2 separate regions of the Mus musculus genome follow, and region 2 is linked to region 1. A link is a loop called in an ENCODE intact Hi-C map of the cell type or tissue named here. Cell type or tissue: left cerebral cortex. All regions are shown on one strand. Links, peaks and the distances in the headings refer to the core of each region. The heading gives the core; the rest is flanking DNA.

Region 1 (11,296 bases), core at 1,232-9,231:
TTCCATGTGTGTTTTGTTCCCAATTCTAAGAAGGAGAAGTGCCCACACTTTGGTCTTCATTCTTCTTGAGTTTCATGTGTTTTGCAAATTGTATCTTGTATCTTGGGAATTCTAAGTTTCTGGGCTAATATCCACTTATCAGTGAGTACATATTGTGTGAGTTCATTTCTTATTGGGTTACCTCACTCAGGATGATGCCCTCCAGGTCCATCCATTTGGTTAGGAATTTCATAAATTCATTCTTTTTAATAGCTGAGTAGTACTCCATTGTGTACGTGTACCACATTTTCTGTATCCATTCCTCTGTTGAGGGGCATCTGGGTTCTTTCCAGCTTCTGGCTATTATAAATAAGGCTGCTATGAACATAGTGGAACATGTGTCCTTCTTACCGGTTGGGACACCATCTGGATATATGCCCAGGAGAGGTATTGCTGGATCCTCCGGTAGTACTATGTCCAATTTTCTGAGGAACCGCCAGACTGATTTCCAGAGTGGTTGTACAAGCTTGCAATTCCACCAGCCATGGAGGAGTGTTCCTCTTTCTCTACAACTTCGCCAGCATCTGTTGTCACCTGAATTTTTAATCTTAGCCATTCTGACTGGTGTGAGGTGGAATCTCAGGGTTGTTTTGATTTGCATTTCCCTGATGATTAAGGATGCTGAATATTTTTTTTCAGGTGCTTCTCAGACATTCAGTATTCCTCAGCTGAGAATTCTTTGTTTAGCTTTGAGCCCCAGTTTTAATGGGGTTATTTGATTTTCTGGAGTCCACCTTCTTGACTTCTTTATATATATTGGATATTAGTCCCCTATCTGATTTAGGATAGGTAAAGATTCTTTCCAATTCTGTTGGTGGCCTTTTTGTCTTAAGGATGGTATCTTTTGACTTACAGAAGCTTTGCAATTTTATGAGGTCCCATTTGTCAATTCTCGATCTTACAGAACAAGCCATTGCTGTTCTATTCAGGAATTTTTCCCCTGTGCCCCACTTTCTCCTCTATAAGTTTCAGTGTCTCTGGTTTTATGTGGAGTTCCTTGATCCACTTAGATTTGACCTTAGTACAAGGAGATAGGAATGGATCAATTCCCATTCTTCTACATGATAAACACCAGTTGTGCCAGCACCATTTGTTGAAAATGCTGTCTTTTTTCCACTGGATGGTTTTAGCTCCCTTGTCAAAGATCAAGTGACCATAGGTGTGTGGGTTCATTTCTGGGTCATCAATTCTATTCCATTGGTCTACTTGTCTGTCGCTATTCCAGTACCATGCAGTTTTTATCACAATTGCTCTGTAATAAAGCTTTAGGTCAGGCATGGTGATTCCACCAGAGGTGCTTATATCCTTGTGGAGAGTTTTTGCTATCCTAGATTTTTTGTTATTCCAGATGAATTTTTCAGATGGCCCTTTCTAATTCCTTGAAGAATTGAGTTGGAATTTTGATGGGGATTGCATTGAATCTGTAGATTGCTTTTGGCAAGATAGCCATTTTTACTATATTGATCCTGCCAATCCATAAGCATGGGAGATCTTTCCATCTTCTGAGATCTTCTTTAATTTCTTTCTTCAGAGACATGAAGTTTTTATCATACAGATCTTTCACTTCCTTAGTCAGAGTCAGGCAAAGGTATTTTATATTATTTGTGACTATTGAGAAGGATGTTGTTGCCCTAATTTCTCTCTCAGCCTGTTTAACCTTTGTGTAGAGAAAGGCCATTGACTTGTTTGAGTAATTTTATATCCAGCTACTTCATTGAAGTTGTTTATCAGGTTTAGGAGTTCTCTGGTGGAATTTTTAGGGTCACTTATATATACTATCATATCATCTGCAAAAAGTGATATTTTGACTTCTTCCTTTCCAATTTGTATTCACTTGATCTCCTTTTGTTGTTTAATTACTCTGGCTAGGACTTTAAGTACAATGTTTAATAGGTAGGGAGAAAGTGGGCAGCGTTGTCTAGTCCCTGATTTTAGTGGAATTGCTTCCAGTTTCTCACCATTTACTTTGATGTTGGCTACTGCTTTGCTGTAGATTGCTTTTATCATGTTTAGGTATGGGCCTTGAATTCCTGATCTTTCCAAGACTTTTTATCATGAATGAGTGTTGGATTTTGTCAAATGCTTTCTCAGCATCTAAGGAGATGATCATGTGGTTTTTTGTCTTTGAGTTTGTTTATATAATGGATTACGTTGATGGATTTCCATATATCAAACCATCCCTGAATCCCTGAAATGAAACCTACTTAGTCAGGATGGATGATTGTTTTGATATGTTCTTGGATTTGGTTAGCGAGAATTTTATTGAGTATTTTTGCATAGATATTCATAAGGGAAATTAGTCTTAAGTTCTCTATCTTTGTTGGGTCTTCCTCTGGTTTAGGTATCAGAGTAATTGTGGCTTCATATAATGAATTGGGTAGGGTACCTTCTTCTTCTTATTTTGTGGAATATTTTGTGAAGAACTGGAATTAGATCTTCTTTGAAAGTCTGATCGAACTTTGCAGTAAACCCATCTGGTCCTGGGCTTTTCTTGGTTGGGAGACTATTAATGACTGCGTCTATTTCTTTAGGGGATATAGGACTGTTTATATCATTAACCTGATCCTGATTTAACTTTGGTACCTAGTATCTGTCTAGAAATGTGTCCATTTCATCGAGGTTCTCCAGTTTTGTTGAGTATAGCCTTTTGTAGAAGGATCTGATGGTGTTCTGAATTTCTCCAGGATCTGTTGTTATGTCTCCTTTTTCATTTCTGATGTTAATTAGGATGTGGTCCCTGTGCCCTCAGGTGAGTCTGGCTAAGTGTTTATCTATCTTGTTGATTTTCTCAAAGAACCAGCTCCTAGTTTGGTTGATTCTTTGAGTAGTTCTTCTTGTTTCCACTTGGTTGATTTCGCCCCTGAGTTTGATTATTTCCTGCAGTCTACTCCTCTTGGGTGAATTTGCTTCCTTTTGTTCTAGAGCTTTTACGTGTGTTGTCAAGCTGCTAGTGTGTGCTCTCTCTAATTTCCTTTTGGAGGCACTCAGAGCTATGAGCTTTCCTCTTAGGAATATTTTCATTGTGTCCTATAAGTTTGGGTACGTTGTGGCTTCATTTTCATTAAACTCTAAAAAGTCTTTTATTTCTTTCTTTATTCCTTCCTTGTCAAATGTATCATTGAGAAGAGCGTTGTTCAGTTTCCCCGTGAATGTTGGCTTTCTATTATTTATGTTGTTATTGAAGATCAGCCTTAGTCCATGGGGATCTGATAGGATGCATGGGACAATTTCAATATTTTTGTATCTTTGAGGCCTGTTTTGAGACCAATTATATGGTCAATTTTGGAGAAGGTACCATGAGGTGCTGAGAAGAAGATATATCTTCTGGTTCTAGGATAAAATGTTCTGTAGATATCTGTTAAGTCCATTTGTTTCATAACTTCTGTTGGTTTCACTGTGTCCCTGTTAATTTTCTGTTTCCATGATCTGTCCATTGATGAGAGTGGTGTATTGAAGTCTCCCACTATTATTGTGTGAGGTGCATTGTGTGCTTTGAGCTTTACTTAAGTCTCCTTAATCAATGTGGCTGCCCTTGCATTTGGAGCATAGATATTCAAAATTGAGAGTTCATCTTGGAAGATTTTACCTTTGATGAGCATGAAGTGCCCCTCCTTGTCTTTTTTGATAACTTTGGGTTGGAAGTCGATTTTATTCGATATTAGAATGGCTACTCTAGCTTGTTTCTTCAGACCATTTGCTTGGAAAATTGTTTTCCAGCCTTTCACTCTGAGGTAGTTTCTGTCTTTTTCCCTGAGATGGGTTTCCTGTAAGCAGCAAAATGTTGGGTTCTGTTTGTGTAGCCAGTCTGTTAGTCTATGTCTTTTTATTGGGGAATTGAGTATATTGATATTAAGAGATATTAAGGAAAAGTAATTGTTGCTTCCTATTATTTTTGTTGTTAGAGTTGGCATTTTGTTCTTGTGGCTGTCTTCTTTTAGGTTTGTTGAAGGATTACTTTCTTGCTTTTTCTATTACGTGGTTTTCATCCTTGTATTTTTTTTTCTGTTATTATCCTTTGAAGGGCTGGATTCATGGAAAGATAATGTGTGAATTTGGTTTTGTCATGGAATACTTTGGTTTCTCCATCTATGGTAATTGAAAGTTTGGCTGGGTATAGTAGCCTGGGCTGGCATTTGTGTTCTCTTAGTGTCTGTATACCATCTGTCCAGGATCTTTTAGCTTTCATAGTCTCTGGTGTAATTCTGATAGGCTTGCCTTTATATGTTACTTGACCTTTTTCTCTTACTGCTTTTAATATTCTATCTTTATTTAGTGCATCTGTTGTTCTGATTATTATGTGTCAGGAGGAATTTCTTTTCTGGTCCAGTCTATTTGCAGTTCTGTAGGCTTCTTGTATGTTCATGGTCATGTCTTTCTTTAGGTTTGGGAAGTTTTCTTCTATAATTTTGTTGAACATATTTGCTGGCCCTTTAAGTTGAAAATCTTCATTCTCATCTACTTCTATCATCATCATAGGTAGGTTTGGTCTTCTCATTCTGTCCTGCATTTCCTGGATGTTTTGAGTTAGGATCTTTTTGCATTTCGCATTTTCTTTGATTGTTGTGCCCATGTTCTCAATGGAATCTTCTGCACCTAAGATTCTCTCTTCCATCTCTTGCATTCTGTTACTAATGTTCGCATCTATGGTTCCAGATTTTTTTCTCCTGGTATTTCTATCTCCAGCTTTGCCTCACTTTGGGTTTTCTTTATTGTGTCTACTTCCCTTTTTAGGTCTAGTATGGTTTTGTTCATTTCCATCACCTGTTTGATTGTGTTTTCCTGTTTTTCTTTAAGGACCTGTAACTCTTTAGCAGTGTTCTCTTGTATTTCTTTAAGGGAGTTATTAAAGTCCTTCTTGATGTCCTCTACCATCATCATGAGTTATGCTTTTAAATCTGGATCTAGCCTTTCAGGTGTGTTGGGGTATCCAGGTCTAGCTGAGGTGGGAGAGTGCTAGGTTTTGATGATGGTAAGTGGTCTTGGTTTCTGTTAGTAAGATTTTTACATTTGCCTTTCGCCATCTGGTAATCTCTGGAGTTAGTTGTTATAGTTGTCTCTGGTTAGAGATTTTTCCTCACATGATTCTGTTAGCCTCTATCAGCAGACCTAAAAGACTAGATTTCTCCTGAGTTTCAGTGGTTAGAGCACTCTCTGCAGGCAAGCTCTCCTCTTTTAGGGAAGGTGGACAGATATCTGATGTTCGGACCTGCCTCCTGGCAGAAGATAAAGGCCCGAAACAGGGCTTGTTCCAGAATCTGTGTAGCTTCTGTAGTCCACACTCTCACTTGTGCAGAGTAGTCTTGGAGGGATCCGGGAACCCAAGATGGCTCCCCCAGATGTTGTGTTGAAGCCCTCCCAGGCGGGGTGAGCACCTCTCCTCTGACAGGGAAGGGGCCCCGATGTCTGGAGCTTGAAATTTGGTATGCCCTAGAAGCTCTGTGGCTTCTGCCTGACCCAGAAGCTGTTAGTGTCTACAGTCCACACTCTTACCTGAGCAGACCAGTCTTGGCGGAATCTGGGAACCCAAGATGGCTCCCCCAAATGCTGTGGTGAAGCCCTCCCAGGCGGGGTGGGCACCTCTCCTCTGGCAGGAAAGGTGCCCAGATGTCTGGAGTTTGAAATTTGGCATGCCCTAGAAGCTCTGTGGCTTCCGCCTAACCCAGAAGCTGTTAGCCTCTGCAGTCCACACTCTTACCTGAGCAGACCAGTCTTGGTGGTATCCCTTCAAGTTCTTTCTATAGTCCAGTTGGAGCAGCCAGTCTGAATGGGGCACCATCTGACTGGGTTGGACATTCCAATTAGAATCACTGTTTGCCAGTCATTAGAATACTACATGCTCAAAGAATACAGTTCGCTCAGCCTGGATTTTCTTGTCTTCAAATCAAAAGTTCTACTTTCAGAGCAAAAGTTCTGAGTTGCCTAGTAGCCTCTTCTTTATAAACACTTGGTTTCAAAACCAGTATTGAATGAATTAGAACTCTCATATTTGGCATGTATTGAGGTACCAGGATGCTGGTCTGATATGGATCACATGTATATCACAAGTATAAGATGGCAAACATGTTAAGAAACTATAAGAAATTACTATTGATCAAGCAGTGGCTCATACTTTTATTCCCAGCACTTGGGAGGTAGAGGCAGGCAGATCTCTGAGTTCAAGGCTAGCCCGGTCTACTTTAGAGCGAGTTCCAGAATAGCCAGAGCTGAACAGAGAAAACCTGTTTTGAAAAATAAAGTAAATAAAAGACATACTTATTGAAGATTTACCAAGAATTTCACCTCTGTAATGGGAAGCATACACAACCATCATCATTGCAAGCCTGGTGAATGAGGACAGGAAGTCTATAGATAGGTGAAATAATGACTTTCCTTCAGTAGGCCTAAGTATTGTGTTTTCTATCTATTGTACAAAAGAGAATAATTTCAATCTGCAGAGAAGGTACACGGAAAGTTGTGTGGTAGGGATGCCTTCAAGGAGAAGAGCCTTGGAACACATCATAGGTTTTGTCTGCTGTTTAAGGCCAAAGGAGGGTTGTGGAAGGGTTAACTGGAGAAAAGAGGAAATGCTAGGAAAAGCCTACATAAGCATCAGAACACACACACACACATACACACACACACACACACACACACACACACACACACACACACACACACATATATGTATGCATGCCATATATGTGTATGTCAGGTGTGCCTGTGGAGGCTGTAAGATGATGTTAAATCTCTTCTAGCTGGAGTGAACATGGGTGCTGGGGTCTGATATCCAGTCCTATGTAACAGCAGCTAGTACTCTTAACTGCTAAGCCAGCTCTCTAGTCCCTCTTTTTGTCTTAATCCATATTTTTTGCCATATATCTTGGCAGTCCCTTTCTCTGCAGATTTGAATTTGGCCATGTGAGCTGCTAGGCCAACAGGTTATTGGCAGAAGTGAGGCAAGCAAGGGCTTGAAATAGACATGCTATTGACTTGGCCCTCTCCTCCTTCTTCCATTGCAGAAGGAAAAACTTCCCCCCACCATATGCCCATAGCTGCTACTTAGTCCAAAATGAACATGCATGGAATATACCTTACTATTGCCTTGTACTGTGATGCAGCTAGACCTATGGCATGAAGCTGAGATGCCTGAAACAACTAAATCTAGGTCAGCTGCTACCATTATGAAACATAATGGTTCTTGAGTATGTTGAATTTGTAGCAACAGCTCACTATTTCATACCCCTAATGAAGTAGTTTTCATTCAACTCAGTAATGCAGCAGAGGGGTAATCATATGAATCCCATTTTTTTTTAAGGCTTGAAAACTGATCTATGAAAAAACTTCCATTTGTTTGTTTGTTTGTTTGAGGCAAGGTCTCTCAACATAACTCTGGCTTGTCCTGAAACTCACTATATAGACCAGGCTGGCCTCGAAATCAAGAGATCCAAATGAAAACCTTTTAAAAGGATCTTCTTAATGTGACCCAAGAACCCTCAGTCCTTATACTTCAGTCTGCTGGCTGCTGTAATTACAAGTGCATTCAGTTGCCCAGTCTCTGTTTCTCTATGCTTCTCTCTATGCCTCTCTCTCTCTCTCTCTCTCTCTCTCTCTCTCTCTCTCTCTCTCTCTCTGTCTCTGTCTCTCTCTCTCTCTCTCTCTGTCTCTGTCTCTCTCTCTCTCTCTTTCTTTCTTTTACATTTTATTTACCTCAGTGTTTGTATACATCAGAGGACACCTTGAAGGAGTAACTCCTCTCTTATCATGTAGATTCCAGGGATTAAACTCAGGTCATCAGGCTTGGTGGCAAGTGTGGCATGTTGATGGTCCACACCTTTTCTTTATAGAGTAAAATCATAGGCAAGAGGACAAAGAGAGACCACCTACAATCTTTTTTTGCTTTTCTCATAACCTAACCAGTAGCTTGTTGACAACTTGACACCTTGAGACTTTGAACTTCAAATCCTCTCCAAAAACGAGGCCTGTTCTTAAGAAAATTGAAACTTAAGGAGCTGAAGGGGAAAAATCCCATCAGAAGAACAATATCAAATAACTGGACCACCCAGAGCTCCCAGAGACTAAACCACAAACCAAAGAATATACATGGGGGGGGGATCCATGACTCCAGCTGCTTATGTAGCAGAGGATGGCCTTATCTGACATCAATGGGAGGGAGGCTTGATGCCTCAGCATAAGGGGATGCTAAAGGGGTGAGGAGGGAGTGGGTGCTAAGTAACTACTTTATATGCACCCTCAGAGAGGCAAACGGAAGGGGATAGAGGGGGGATGGGATGGAGGGGTTTGTGGAGGGGTAACCGAGAGGGGGATATCATTTGAAATGTAAATGAATGAAATGATTCATTTAAAAAATTATCAATCACTTTTTAAAGTTTGGGAAATTTTTCTGGTGATGTATTTACCTATAGATCATCAGTCATTTGCTTATCTTGAGCTGCAGGATAAGAAATTTCTACTTGTGGCAACTGAAAGTCAACCAGTAGTTAGGCCCAAGGACCACCGAGGGCTGAGTTGTTGTCATTGGAAACCTTGGATTTCAAGGCTCCTGTTTGAGTTTCTCAGGAACCTGAGGAAACATGAAAACACTTGGCTTTACTTATACTCGGCTGCATAGAGGCTTGGAAAAGCAATGACTGTGGCTAGTGACTACTCAGTGGCCTTAAGCAATGACTGTGGCTAGTGACTAAGTGGCCTTAAGCCAGTTGCTCACACTTTTCTTCACCCCAGGCTGTTTCATTTTCTTTTGCTCCTCAAAAATGGGGAATACTAACACTATTTCCTCTACAGCTGTCTGGAAATAAAGGGAGATAATGTAGATAAAGTAGTTACTTTGCATAGTACCTGGCTTTAACATAGTTTTAGCTACAAGTTACAAGAGATCCTGTGTCAAATGGCTTAAACAACTGAGAAATGTGTTGTCTCACATGCTCAGTGAGCTGTATGGGACCTGAGCAGGGTGCTGACCATGATTTCTCTGCACATTTTCTTTATTCTGACTTAGGAAGCACTCTTCCGGCCCCCTCTCCTCCTCTTCTCCTTCTTCTCACCCTCTGTCTCCTTCCCCTTCTCCTCCTTTTTCTTTCTTTTCTTTTGGAAATTAATCTACCTAGGAAATAAACTCTGTGAACCTGTGAAGATTCAGAAGACCTAAGGTTGATTCTTCGTGCCACTGTCACATTGAAAAGAAAAGGTAAAGGTGACAGACATTACATAGCAACCTTCCCACTCCTTGAGCCTGACAATATTTCCCTTCAAATATGCTATACTTCAACATTTTTCTATAAAATCCTGGCACTCTCTTGGCAGATGTACATAGATTTTTACCTGCTCATCAAACGTATTTTCTTCTCCACCTAAAGAGACCTCTCTTGGAAGAGACAAAACTATTCTGTGTGATTTTAAAAAGGCTACCCTTCTCCATATATGTGCATGCACACAAGCCACCTCAGCCAGTCAAAACCCAGCATTGCCTCAAACAAAAAAATACATTGTCGGTTGGCTTAGAGGCTACGATTAGAGTGCATGGCCCAAGCCTGGCCAATTACACTCTCCTCCTGAAAATTTGAACCCTGGCCTTAAACAGCTGTAAAAAGAAGCACAGCTTAATGTTCACACAGCCAGTGCTAGCAAAATATGCCTTATGTATGATGTTTATTCCCGGAGCTGTCATGATTCCAAATGGGCCCAACTTCAGATCATCTTGAATATTCAGCTCTCAAGCCTTCCAGAATATATCTAGTAAGTGTTGCCACGGATCGTAGTGTGTGCTGTTGCAACCTTACATGTGAAAGCTTTAATTGCTAGTGTGGTTATGTCTAGAAATAGGCCTTGTAGAGAACCATTAATATTAAGTAGCTCACAAGCATGACAGTCCAATCTGATAAAACTACTGCCTTTATAAGAAGGGGGAAACAGAGTTCACACACCTACACCAAGGAATGCTAGCAAGGAAACAAGGAAGAGACCTGTCACCAGAACCTGACTTACAGCATCTTGATCTCAGATCTGAGCTGTTAAAGCCATCCAGCCTACAGTATTTTGTTGTGACTTCCTGGGGAGGCTAAGAACAGTATCCCTTTTCCTCTTAAGATAACCACTCATTCTGAGGCAGCCACACCACCGTTAGATTGTCACCACTTGCACCTTCAGAATATACAGGCAATCTGCTCACCTGCACAGAAAGAGGGAAGAATGACGGTGTTGGGTGGTGGGATCTGCTTGCAGTTCTCCTCACACCCCCGCCAAGCATCTGGAAACGAAAACAGTAGTATTCATTTACCTTTGCTGAAACCGACTCTTCCTAACATGTTGGGCAATCTCAAATGACCGAGAAAATTCAGAGCCCTAAAGAGGTGGGAAACAAAAAGAACCCACTCTATATCCCAGACGGAAGTCAGAACTCAACAAAGCAAAAGGAACAGAAGAAAACACGGGGAACAAAATTGCTCCCAAAAAGATCTATGAAAAATCAGAAAACATTGGCTCTTCCAAAGATCTCTAGGTTAGTTAGTACTCTTTGTTAGCAAAGGTAACACTTGTCCTTATTGTAACAAGTCATTCGCTGATATTGAATAGGAGCTTTGAACTAGGAAGCAGGGGACATGTTAACTAGGCTTCACAATTAGCCTGAAGTGTTTTACTGCTCAAAAGCAAATGACAAAACAGAAGTTGATAGACTAAAAACGAGGAGTTACCTTATATACACTGAGACAGATCATGAAAAAAAAAAACCCTGAATTCTCAAGGCTGGAGTCCAGATTTAAATGCTATAACTCAACAAGACCTGAAGTTTTGATTAGCATCACCTCTATGTTGTATGGAAAACCTGCGCAAGTACTTTTGGAGGAGCCAGCTATATAAGCAACTTACGTTGCTACAAAATTCATAGGCTTCTATGAGGTAGAGTAATTTATTGACAAAGAATTCAGAATGATGAGCCTTGAGGAGACATTTGCATATTTATTTACTATCCAATCAATACTTTTGAAGATTCTTCATAGTGTCCTGGCACCAGTTCTTCCTGTTCAGGTCCAAGAACCATCTCTTTGTGTTCTTTATTGCCAAAAGCATCATTCCCAGATAATTTCTTATCTCTCATTGCAAGAAAAAGGTAGCATGCAGGGCTGCTGCTGCTCACAATGTCGTGGCCACTTAGAATCTATTTTTGTAACGTTATAGATCTCCTCGTCTCCTCAGGATCCTCACCCCCTTACTGAATTTATCAGAACTGATCACTTTGCCCATGATGCTATATCATCCAGAT
Region 2 (11,296 bases), core at 1,220-9,219, 420 kb before region 1:
AAACTGCTAACCATTCTCTCCAGCACCCAAAGATTTCTTAAATGATTTTTTTTCCACATGAACTTTGCTGTACTGTAATTCATAGGCATGGTAACAGAGTAAAGGTCTAAGTGATAGGTAATTCACTGGCAAAGCCCTTGAAAAAATACATAATGTCCTGTGATCATACCAGTAATAACCATCAGACACACTAGTGGGCATTGAGTGACTCGTGTACTTTTGTGCTTGTCCCCTGCATTGGACTGAGTTTGATGGTGACATCCCAATGAGATCAGGGGACCCAAAGCAGAGATGAAGACTCAGCACAGTTCCACACAATCCAGTGTAGGTTTAAAAGCAATGAACAATTACAGGAGAGCAGATTAATATTTAATGAAGATGTAAATGATGAGACTCAATACTGAGTGGCTCCGTGAAATCTATTCCAGCAAGAGCAAACTGCAGTGGTCCTTAGAAGGCACGTGGGGGGGGGGGGATGGAGCATTTTTCTTATTAGCCATTGTCTTTAACTTCTCCTCAGCTCTAGCTGAAGCCTGGGCTCAGATTCCCCAAGCAGCTGACAGTTGCAGCAAGAGTGAAATCAATCTTGTAATCCTCCCAGCCATTTGATTCCCAATTTCCTTCTTTGTATGCCCTTCTTCACTATTCAGTCTGTGCTCTCAGAAACAAACTGCATACAGGGTTTCTGACATCAGGCTCACCTATTGCCAACATTCTGTCTGTCCCTCTGTCAGCTGGGTGTCTGCAGCGATGAGAAAGGCATGATAACTCCAAGGCAATCCATCACCTCTGCAACTCAGGGAGAGCTACCGAGCCCACTTGTGTCCAAGGAAGCTGCCAAGGCCTCTGTCAGTACTGGGGGATGGGGCCGAAGGTGCTGATCCATGAAATCACACAGGAGGAAAGGAGAAGCTGCGGGGAGCAATGGACCACAGGGTGTAAGCAAAGAATGATTGCTGCTGGCATGGACCACTCAGCCCAAAAGGGACCAAGTGATACCATGGAGCTTTCTCGATGGTCTGTTTACCCTTGGGCCTCCACCCAGCAGAAACAATAATAGTGCTGAGGGCTGAAAGCAAAAACAATTTCCAATGAAAAGAATTTCCCTAGTCACCAGCCCCTCCTCCACACCAAGACAGGGATGGAAAGACAAGCAGCCAGTGCCAAGGGCTTCTTTTTCTGCTTTCCTAGACTAGTCTAGAGAAGAACAGGTTCTTTATCAACCACAGGGGACAAGGAGTCCCTGGACTTCCTAGTGTACCAGTCTACGTCTACTGACTTAACTGCAGTCTGCACAAACTGGTGGTGTAACCTAATGGGGCCTTACATCTATTCCCACAGCAGGCAAGCCAGAGTATATGTAGCATGGATCCCTCAGTGACGCTACTTGAGCCCCACAGAAGGGAGGGTGGACCTCATATGATCAGGATCCTAGCCTTCCCTCTTCATACACCTACACTACCTATTTTGACTGCGTCAAAGGGGAATGCCAAGGATAGCGGTTGCCATTGGAGAGTACACATTGTTGTTCACATATCTATCTCTGCTCCATAATGCTCGTGCCATAAAGGATGACGAGAACGCCGCTCAGTCATTTCCTCATCGCCTCTCAGAACTGTGGCTGTGCTATCTGCAAGCTCAGCAGTGGCTTTGTTTATTTGTTTGTTTTGGTATTGTTTTGAGACAGGGTTTCTCTGTGTAGCCCAGACTATCCTGGAACACACTTTGTAAACCAGGCTGGCCTCGAACTCACAGAGATCTATTTGCCTCTGCCTCCAGAGCGCTGGGATCAAAGGCATGAGCCACCATGCCCCTCTGAACATCCCAAATTTTGAGGCACAATCTCTTTGGTAGGGTGAAGTCTCTAAGTCCACCCCATGTTGAGGGACAGTGGACTGATACTTAGAAGCAGGAATCATCAGAGCTTCTCTCTGAGGCTACGTGCCACAAGGCTAGAGACACAGAGGTGGGGGGAGCTCCAGGCTGTTCTTTAGAAAAGACACAAATTTCTACGTGCAAAGTCAGACATATATCTTTCATCTGATGACCACATTAATAAAACAAATATCCAACCAATGAAACCGTATTTGGCAATTTTATACTGCTGTCCACTACCACATGGATGAACCTCAAAAACTACTTGGCACAGTGAAGGAAACTGGTTACAAAAGACCACATACTACGGTGCCATTGATGTGAGTGTTTGCGATAAGCAAATCCATAGAGACAGAAAGCAAATTAGTGGTTACTAGAGCTTTGCCTTGGGAGCCAGGATTGACTGAAAACAGACACGGGGGAACTTGGTGGGGGGTGGTGGCGATGGAAGTATTTTAAAACTGGATGGTGGTGATGGTTGTACAACTCGATAAATTTAGTAAAAACCATTGAACCATATACTCACAATGGGTGAATTTTATGGCACGTAAATTATATTTCAATAAAGCTGTTCAAAAGTATGCACACAGGACATTGGCAGAGGCCTGAGCAAGTGAGAGGCCCTGGAGCCTCAGCTTCATTAACTTTTCAGGAAATCTGTCTCTGCGGAGTAGCTGCCTGAGGCAGTGAGAGGGTAGAGAGACAGCCAGGCCTCTTCCCTCCATTTTCCCTCTACTCTTTTGGTCTGCCCTCCACTGGCCTAACCTGCCAGAGGCCAGGTAAATGGAGTGTTTTGTGACACACAGTGGAGTATTTTAAGGACAGGGGACAGATCTGAGAACCAAGAAGCAAGTGACAGTTTTGCCAAACAGCACCCAGGTGGCACCCCCATGGCCATGTGCTGGCACAGCTCAGAACAATCCTTCCTTTTGATACTGAAAAACATTTTGAGAGGGATTCTAGAGAGCAGCCGTGTTTCTGAATGAAGGTCCAAGTTACTGATTATTTGTCTTAAAATAATGTAAAACATTGCAGTTGCCAGTTAACTGCCGTTCATTCATCACCTGAAGGTTCAAAATCATGTGCTCATAAATACATATTTATCAGAGGATGGGAACAGGCTCCAAGTGGGCAGAAGAGGGACCTAGAAGGTGATAACTCACAGGATAGGAATGAGTACAATGACTGTAGAAGGAAGGAACAGCACTGGAGATGCTTAGATCTGTCTTCCTACTTGCGAATCAACCCTGGAACTCTGCAATGTTCCCTCAGTGGGATAATTTCAACTTATATAGGCTATTTCTCTTTAAAAATATATCCATATAAGTAAAAAATTAATCCAATTTCTTTTCCTTTCATGGTAATAGTTGCTTTTATTTTCTTTTGCTTTTGACTGACATAAATGTTCAATAAAACAAAATATTTTCATGATCTGTGGGGTTTTTTGGGTCACTACAGTTATTAGTTTCATTTCATGATTATTACTGGATTTTGTTATATAGCAGGAAAGTGTGCTAAAATAATCTTCTCTGAGTGTCCAATAGGCTAAGTCTGAGGTATTTATGAACCAACACATATTGCAATCATTGCAATCGAGATGAAAAGAATATTAAGAAATATGCTTTGGAATCATGCAAATATTAAGCCATGAGTGAAAGACTCGAGCAATGGTCTGGACTGGCACAGTGGTAAATGACTGCAAGCCCAACTATTCAAGAGGCTCTCTTAAGGCCAGGAATTTGAAGTTGGTGCAGGCAACGTAGGTTATTTTAGTGTTATCATCCCAGTTAGACAAACGAGGGAAGTGAAGTCCAGAAAGGCCATGTGACTTGCTCAAACACCTCCAGCTAGCAGAGTGCGGATGAGGGACTTGAGTCCTGATGGGATCTACTTCAAAAGCCATGCTCAGTCTTCTGTCAGTTATACCTGAGACAAAGATTGTTCTCAGTTGCTCTGTTAGCTCTTCCACAGATTCTTCCATCTTGGAAGGAATCTCCCAGCAGATGGAGTGAGAGGTACCTCTACCCCCCCTGTGTGTGTGTGTGCGTGTGCGTGTGCGTGTGCGTGTGCGTGTGCGTGTGCGCGCGTGCGCGTGCGCGTGCGCGTGCGCGTGCGTGTGTGTGTGTTCGCTGTGGTCCTTAAACATTCTAAGCAAGAGATGTAGCATGGAGCTCCATCCAAGAAGGGGCCATTGTGGTTTTTTTATGGCACTGTCTCACTGTTTATGTACTTCAGGCTAGCCTCAAGCTCACCATTCCTCAGTGTCTTGAGCTCGTGGACTGCAGGCACACACCACTTTAATAACACATGGCAGGGTTCCGTTCTAAGGGCACCAACTGTGAAGTAATCTGAATTAGGACGACTTGGCTGTTTATTAGACAGTGCGAAGAGAACAATAGGAAGGAAGATTGATTTTTTTTCAAATAGTATCTAAGGTATTCAAAGTAAAGTTAAGTACTGCAGCACTGGACTTTGTGAGGTCAATAGACTCGAAAAAGCCAGAGAAGAAAAGTGCTCATTGCTTCTGCCAAAGGTAATACTGACCAACAACACTAGATGGCAAAATGGTGCTAGCTATTGTTGCTGTAAGTTGAAAAAAAAAGCCAAGTGTAAGTTTAAAAAACAAAAAGTCTCTATTATTCTAGTTTTATGGTCTCTTTTTTCGTTTTTAATTTTAAAGTTTATTTTAGGGAAATTGATGTCCACATAAAGTTCATATCTTAGTTTTTAAAATCATTGTTTAGAAATGCCCAGGTTCAGGTTCTGTCAGGTGGGTAAATACAGGGCTCGCTGCCTAATGGCTGGCTGCTCAAAATCTACTTCCTAATTGATCAGATAAAAATGGGAGGACAACAGGAGATGATGGACAACTATGAAATGTGCTTCCAAAAGCGGTGTGTTAACAGAAACGTGACATAAATGTGACAAATGTATATGGCACAGATGTTATCTGTCACGGCCTTTTCTGTTTAAATAAACTTGGGAGCAAAAAAACAAATTGGACACACAGGCACTCATTTCACTCATCCAGAAACAAGCATCTCATATTTGCTGGACGCAGCCCAGAACTGAGACAGAGAGAGAGAGAGAGAGAAGGAGAGAGAGAGGCAGAGAGAGAGACAGAGAGAGACAGAAATACACAGAGAGACACAGAGAGAGACAGAGAGAGAGAGACAGAGAGAGAGTTGTCCTGTGGCAATTAAAAAATGTATGGTGGAGGTAGAGGGAATACTGATGCATCAATACTGTTAACCATCAGTCTCTGAATCATTCACTCTTCCTCTTCAGACTTGTGATTAGAGCTGCAGGTTCTCACCTTCTTAGATTCTCCTTCCCTGGGAGCCTTCAGACCACCCAGGGTTGTCCCCAGAATGGGCAGCAGGAACATCAGCATATTAACACAGAACACACACACACACACACACACACACGTCAAGGGTTCAACACTTTTATATGCTCTCTGGATTGTCTTCTCAAGTCAAATTTAGTTTAGTGCTTGCTTTATCAGAGGTGCCCGATAGCTGCTAAGAGATAGACTGGAATCAGGATGTGGAGCCACTGAGGAAAATTGGTCTAGAAGTTTTCTAGAACTTTCTCCCCAGACAAGATGAAATATTGCTAGCAGAGGCAGAGTCGGGAGAGGGGGACACTGATATTGAGGACACGGTTGCTAAGATAGGCACACCAATGAAACATTTACTACTAATAAAACTTTAACTCATCAGCTCAAATAGCAATTTTTACATTCAAACATTCTAACACAATGGCATTTTAAAAAATACACTCGTTTGCTACTTATGTGTAGAGGAATGACAGTCGAAAAATATTAAAAATCTGTTTTCTGTAATCAAATCATTATGTTTCCATAATAGAAGAATTTTTTGTGTATACACAACCAACAATGCAATTCATAACATAATAGTCTTGAGTGTGAGCCGAGGTGTTCTGATAGTTGTCACTGGCTTTACCTGACATACAGTTACACACCAGACAAAGTTCACCTCCAGTATGTTTAGAACCAAGGCTACAGTAAAGATGCATGAGCCAACAAGAGCAGCACTGTTAGAAATACCCCACACTTATTACACATTTGACTTTGAATTAAGTTTTGGTGATCACATATTCAAAAACTTTCTAATGTTGCCTTCCAGTATCTATCAGCAACATCCCCAGAAATTTGTTAGGCCTTTAAATTTTTCTGACTCTACCACAAACCTGGGAAATGAGAAACATCTAGGCTGGGGCCCTACCATCTGTGCATTAGCAATGCCCCCATACATTTCCCAAGCTCAAGGTCAAGAACAACTAACTGGCTTAGAGTGACACTGCCTGCCTGGCAGGCTTGATAAACAAGGAGGTATGAACAGTTAGGCCTGGCAGTGCCTTATGCTCAGATTGTGCTATGCTTTATCATGCAGGCACTCTTAGAGCAACTGAGAGCTTCTAAACAGCAGAGGGACCAGAACAGACCTCTCCTTCCAAGCCATTCTTCTTGTGATGGTGCAGAGTAGGAGGTAGAAGGAAACAAGTGGTTTCTTCCTTCAGGGCTTTTTTCTCTTCTAGCTTCATGTCTACCTCTGCCCACTAGTTCTAGTTTTTTCCCCCTATGGCCTCTTGGACTGATCATCTCACTCACCTTCTTACTTTACTAGGCTAGTTGACTCAACTCAATGAGTGCCTGGCAACCATTTTCCACAAAACACCAACACTCACCACTAAAGACCCATCAACCCCCACATTCAATTACTCACACCCTATGCATCTTCCCAAGAGTCCATGGTACATGGACTTTTACTCTGACACAATCAGATCTCCATAGACATTGGTGCTGATGGATAAATGCTTTAAAGAAAAAAGGGGACATTATTTGCACTTTCTTAGCATGAACATACAGCAAAGCGAGGGTAGCAACAGATGTTTAGTGACTGGAGTCAATACAGCCCTTTACTGCTGTGGAAGAAAAATGGATCAGAGATGAGTAGAAGCATTTGTACAGTCAATTGACACAGGACTGGTAAATGCATAGATGGTCCCTGGTAAGCCCTTGAAGCAGCCAGCCAGGCAGTATGAGGGAAAGATTGATCATGAAGAAGTAGAATTAGATTACAAGAAATTAGCAGGAGGAATGGGCATTAGAGTTGGGAAAGGGCAGGTATATATTGAGCTTTCTGGGAACATGAGGAGAATGGAAAAGGAGATGGACTAGCAGCATTTCACAAAAACATGGACACCATTATTACTCATCTTTAAAAGTATTGAAAATATGAATATGTAACTGAAGAAATAGAAGGAAATAGTAACAGTGTAGGAAGACTGGGGATAACAAGGAAGAGTGCAGAAAGTGTCCAAGAGTCACAAACAGAGTGACTAAGATCATGGATGCAGAAGAAAAGGCTCATCGAGGAGTAGACTATTTGGTACAAAGGTGTCCGTGAATGTGCTGTGTTAGTACTCACTGAACATGCCAGTACTGAAATTAGAAGGTGGAAAAAGAAACCAAGCAGTGGAAGCTGAGATAAAGGGACACAGTGGTAACAAAGAAATGCAAATGGTCTACATAGATGGTTCATAAGGTAAAAGCATGTGTTGCTGTTGCAGAGGAACAGGACTCAATTCCCAGGGGTGGCTCAGAACCATTCAGAACTCTGATTCCAGGGAATCCAAAGCCCTCTTCTGACTTTCATAGGTACCAGGCATGCATGTGGCACATGAACACAAATGCAGGCAAAACATTTGCACACATAATAAATGCAAGAAGGATTGGGTGGCTCTTGGGAGACTGGGGAATGTTTAGACTAACAATGCATGCATGGGTAGAGTCAGCAAGAGTCCCTAGATCAAGCTTCCATTCTCTGCCCTGCTAGCTCCATTGTCTGGACTATTTTGCCTTCTCTCCTCACCTGTTAAAAGCTTTCTTTTCTTTTCTTTTTTTCTTTCTATTGAAAATTGGGATTTTTCCTTAAATAATATATCCTCATTAGGCTTTCCCCTCCATTTCTACTTCTGCTAACTCCTCCATACTCCCTATCCCATCCAGAATCAACTGCTTTCTGTCTCTCATTAGAAAAATAAAGAGAGAGAGAGAGAGAAAGGCTTCTATGGGATAATAATAAAATAAAACAAAAAACTAACACATAGTAATTAGACAAAACAAACAGAAAGAAAAGAGTCCAAGACAAGGCTCAAGAAACTGAGACCCACTTACTTAACACATTCAGGAATCCCATTAAAATACTAAAAAGGAAGTCCTGATATATACACAATAGACCTGTAGAATAAAATGAGACTCTCTCTATATATATATGTGTGTGTGTGTGTGTGTGTGTGTGTGTGTGTGTGTGTGTGTGTGTGTGTGTGTGTATAAAAGCAACAAAAAATAGGATAAAATTAAAAGGGTGAGAGAACTAGCCATGAAACAAGATTATGAGACAAGGAGCCCCCAAAGATGCTGTTAAGTTGAATTTCTGTTGACCATCTACTGCTGGGCACCTAGCCTACCCTTAAGAGTAGTTTGTTTCCCTTGGAGGAACTAGATTTAAATTTGCAAGTGGTTATCCATTGGACATAGCTTCTAGGTTTAGGGGTGGGGCTTGTATCCACTTCTACTTTTAGTTTTAGGACCCTTCCTAGTGCATATCTGTGCAGGCCATGTATAAGCTGTCTCAATCTCCCTGAGTCTATATGATCACCACTCATGTTGATTTAAAGGGCCTTGATTTCTTGATGTCCTCCATCTCCTCTAGCTCTTTCCGCCTTCTCTCCCACGAGTTCCCCGAGTTCTGAGGGAAGAAATTTGATGGAGACATCCCATTTAGAGCAGGGTGTTACAAGATCCCTGTGTGTAATGTCTGCCTGTGGCTTTCTGTATTTGTTCCCATCTGTTGCAGGAGAAATGCTCCCTGATGATGGCTGAATAAGTCACCCATCTATGAGTATAGCAGAATGTCATTGGGAGTCATTGTGCCTCTATTTTTTTTTTTTTGGACCAGTAATATTTGGTTTTATCCTAGGTACCTGGGATACCTAGTCTCAAGCTCTTGGTCACTCAGGCAGAGTTGGATATGAGTTCCATCTCCTGCAGTAGGCTTTAAGTCAAATTAGATAGTGGTTGGTTACTCCCACAGTGTGTCATCATTGTATTCGAATGTCTTGCAGGTAGAACACCATTGCAGATGAAAGGGGCTGTGGCTGAGTTGTTGTTCATGTCTCTCCTTTAGTAGTGTGCACAGTACCTGTACCTCTTGGTACCCTGAGTGAAAGATGCTAGCACCTAGGATTGAAGGCTCTTTGTAAGCATCAGCATGATGTCTCCATGTTCAACTGAGTTGTGTAGATGTTATATTCAGCAGTGGGGGCTTGCCATCAGTTTTCGGAGAGAAACCTATATAGCCTTGGCAACATCCTGAATTGTTTGAGGGTTCCCCTTTGGCCAACAATGCAATTAAATGTAACACTATCCCAGTACAGAAAGCTGTATTTAGTGACAAAAGATGGCTAGTTGGGAATCTGTGCCCTCCCTTCACCCCCCTGCTTATTTGTCAGTTTCATTTAGATCACACTCATATATGTGCATGTATTTGGAGACTTCTACTGTATTCGATTCCCATACTACCCCTCAAATAGCTCTATATTTTAATTCTCTCCATATTCCCTTCCTCAACTCCCTCTTCTCTCTGCCTCTCCACTCTACCCTTCTATTCCAGTTTGCCCCCAACCACACCAATTCACAACTATTCTATTTCCTATTCCTAGGGAGATCTATCTTTAGTCCCCACGCTCCAGTCCCTTGCTCTATACCTAACTTCAGTGGTTCTACAGATTGTGTCTTGGTTATTATTGACTTAACGTAATAATATATATTATTATATAGTCACATATAAGTGAATACATACCATAATTGTCTTTCTGAGTCTAGGTTACCTCATTTGGGATGATTTTTTTCTAGTTCTATCAATCTATTATAATGTAAATTCACGATTTCATTTAATGGCTGGGAAATATTCCCACGTGTTAATATACCACATTTTCTTTATCCATTCATCTCTTGAGAGAAATCTTGGCTGTTTCCGATTTCTGGCTATTAATAATAGAGCAACGATGAGCATGGTTAAGCAAGTTGTATGATGAATTGATCTTTGGGTATATGTAGAAGAGTCATATAGGTAGATCTTGATGTAGCTCAATTCCTATCTTCCTGAGGAAATGCCACACTGATTTCCATATTGGCTGTACAAGTGTTCACTCCCACAAGCAATGGATGAGTGTTCCCCTTACACCAAATCCTTCCCAGGATGGGCTGCCACATGTGGTACTGACCTTCGCCATTCTGACAGGTGTAAGATGAAATCTCAAAGCAGTTTGATTTGCATTTCCCTGATGACTGGGGATGATGAACTTTTCTTTAAACTCAGCCATTTGTGGTTCCTCTCTTTAGAGCTCTGTTTAGATCTGTACTCCATTTTTAATTGGGTTATTGTTTCCTTGATATCAAATATTTTTGAGTTCTTTATATATTTTGGATACTAGTCCTGCACCTATTATGTAGTTGATACAAAATTTTTTTCCCATTCCTGAAGTTGCAGCTTTGTATAAATGATGGCATCCTTTGCCTTACAGAACCTTTTCATCTTCATGAGATCCCATTTACTAATTGTTGCTCTTAGTGCCTGTGTTAACGAACAGTGTTCTGTTCAGGAAGTCATTTTCAGTGCCTATTAGTTTTAGGCTATTTATCAATTGCTCCTCTATTAAGTTCACTGAATCTGGTTTTATTTTGAAGTCTTTGATCCATTTGGAGTTGAGTTTTGTGCAGGGTAAAGATGAATCTATTCTATTTCTTCTACATGCAGCCATCCACTTTGACCAGAACCATTTGTTGAAGAAGCTGTCTTTTCTCCAGTGTGAATTTCTGGCTTCTTTATTAAAAAAAAATCAGGTATCCATTGGTATGTGGATTTATGTCTGGGTGTTCAATTAGTTGCTGTTGATTGATGTTACCTGTTTTTATACCAATACTATGGTGTTTTTATTACTATACTTCCATTGCAAAACTTGGAATTGGGGATGGCGATATCTCCAGTATTTTTTTTCTAAATTTAGGATGGTTTTAGCTGGGATTCTTATTTGTTTGTTTGTTTGTCTGTTTCCATATAAAGCTGGAAATGGTCTTTTCAAGATATGTGAAGAACTGTGTTGGAATTTTGATGGGTATTACATTGAATCTGTAGATTGATTTTGGTGGGATGTTTATTTTTACTATATTAGTCTTATAGATCCATGAGCATAGATCTTTCCATCTTCTGATATCCTTTTCAACATCTTTCTTCAATTTCTGAACGTTTTTATCATACAAATCACTTGTTTGGTTAGACTTACCCCTATGATAGTTTAATTATTTGAGGTTATTGTGAATGGTGTTGTT

Evidence for each region. Peaks named below come from ENCODE experiments on the same cell type or tissue, not always from the same donor. Only the 100,000 strongest peaks of a DNase experiment are listed, where the experiment ranks them.
Region 2: a loop joins it to region 1, with 7 times the contacts of the local background. A loop is called at or near these places in 4 of 42 quality-filtered maps.

What each region holds. Positions count from the first base shown.
Region 1 is chrX:11,067,903-11,079,198 of GRCm38, forward strand. No RefSeq gene overlaps it. Among named protein-coding and RNA genes, the nearest start is that of Gm39494, 82 kb to the left of the region's middle. In left cerebral cortex, for the core only: no CTCF peak of the experiment used is centred there; no DNase peak of the experiment used is centred there.
Region 2 is chrX:10,646,657-10,657,952 of GRCm38, forward strand. No RefSeq gene overlaps it. Among named protein-coding and RNA genes, the nearest start is that of Mid1ip1, 65 kb to the right of the region's middle. In left cerebral cortex, for the core only: a CTCF peak has its summit at 4,428 (motif pointing right); DNase peaks (open chromatin) are centred at 4,010 and 4,412.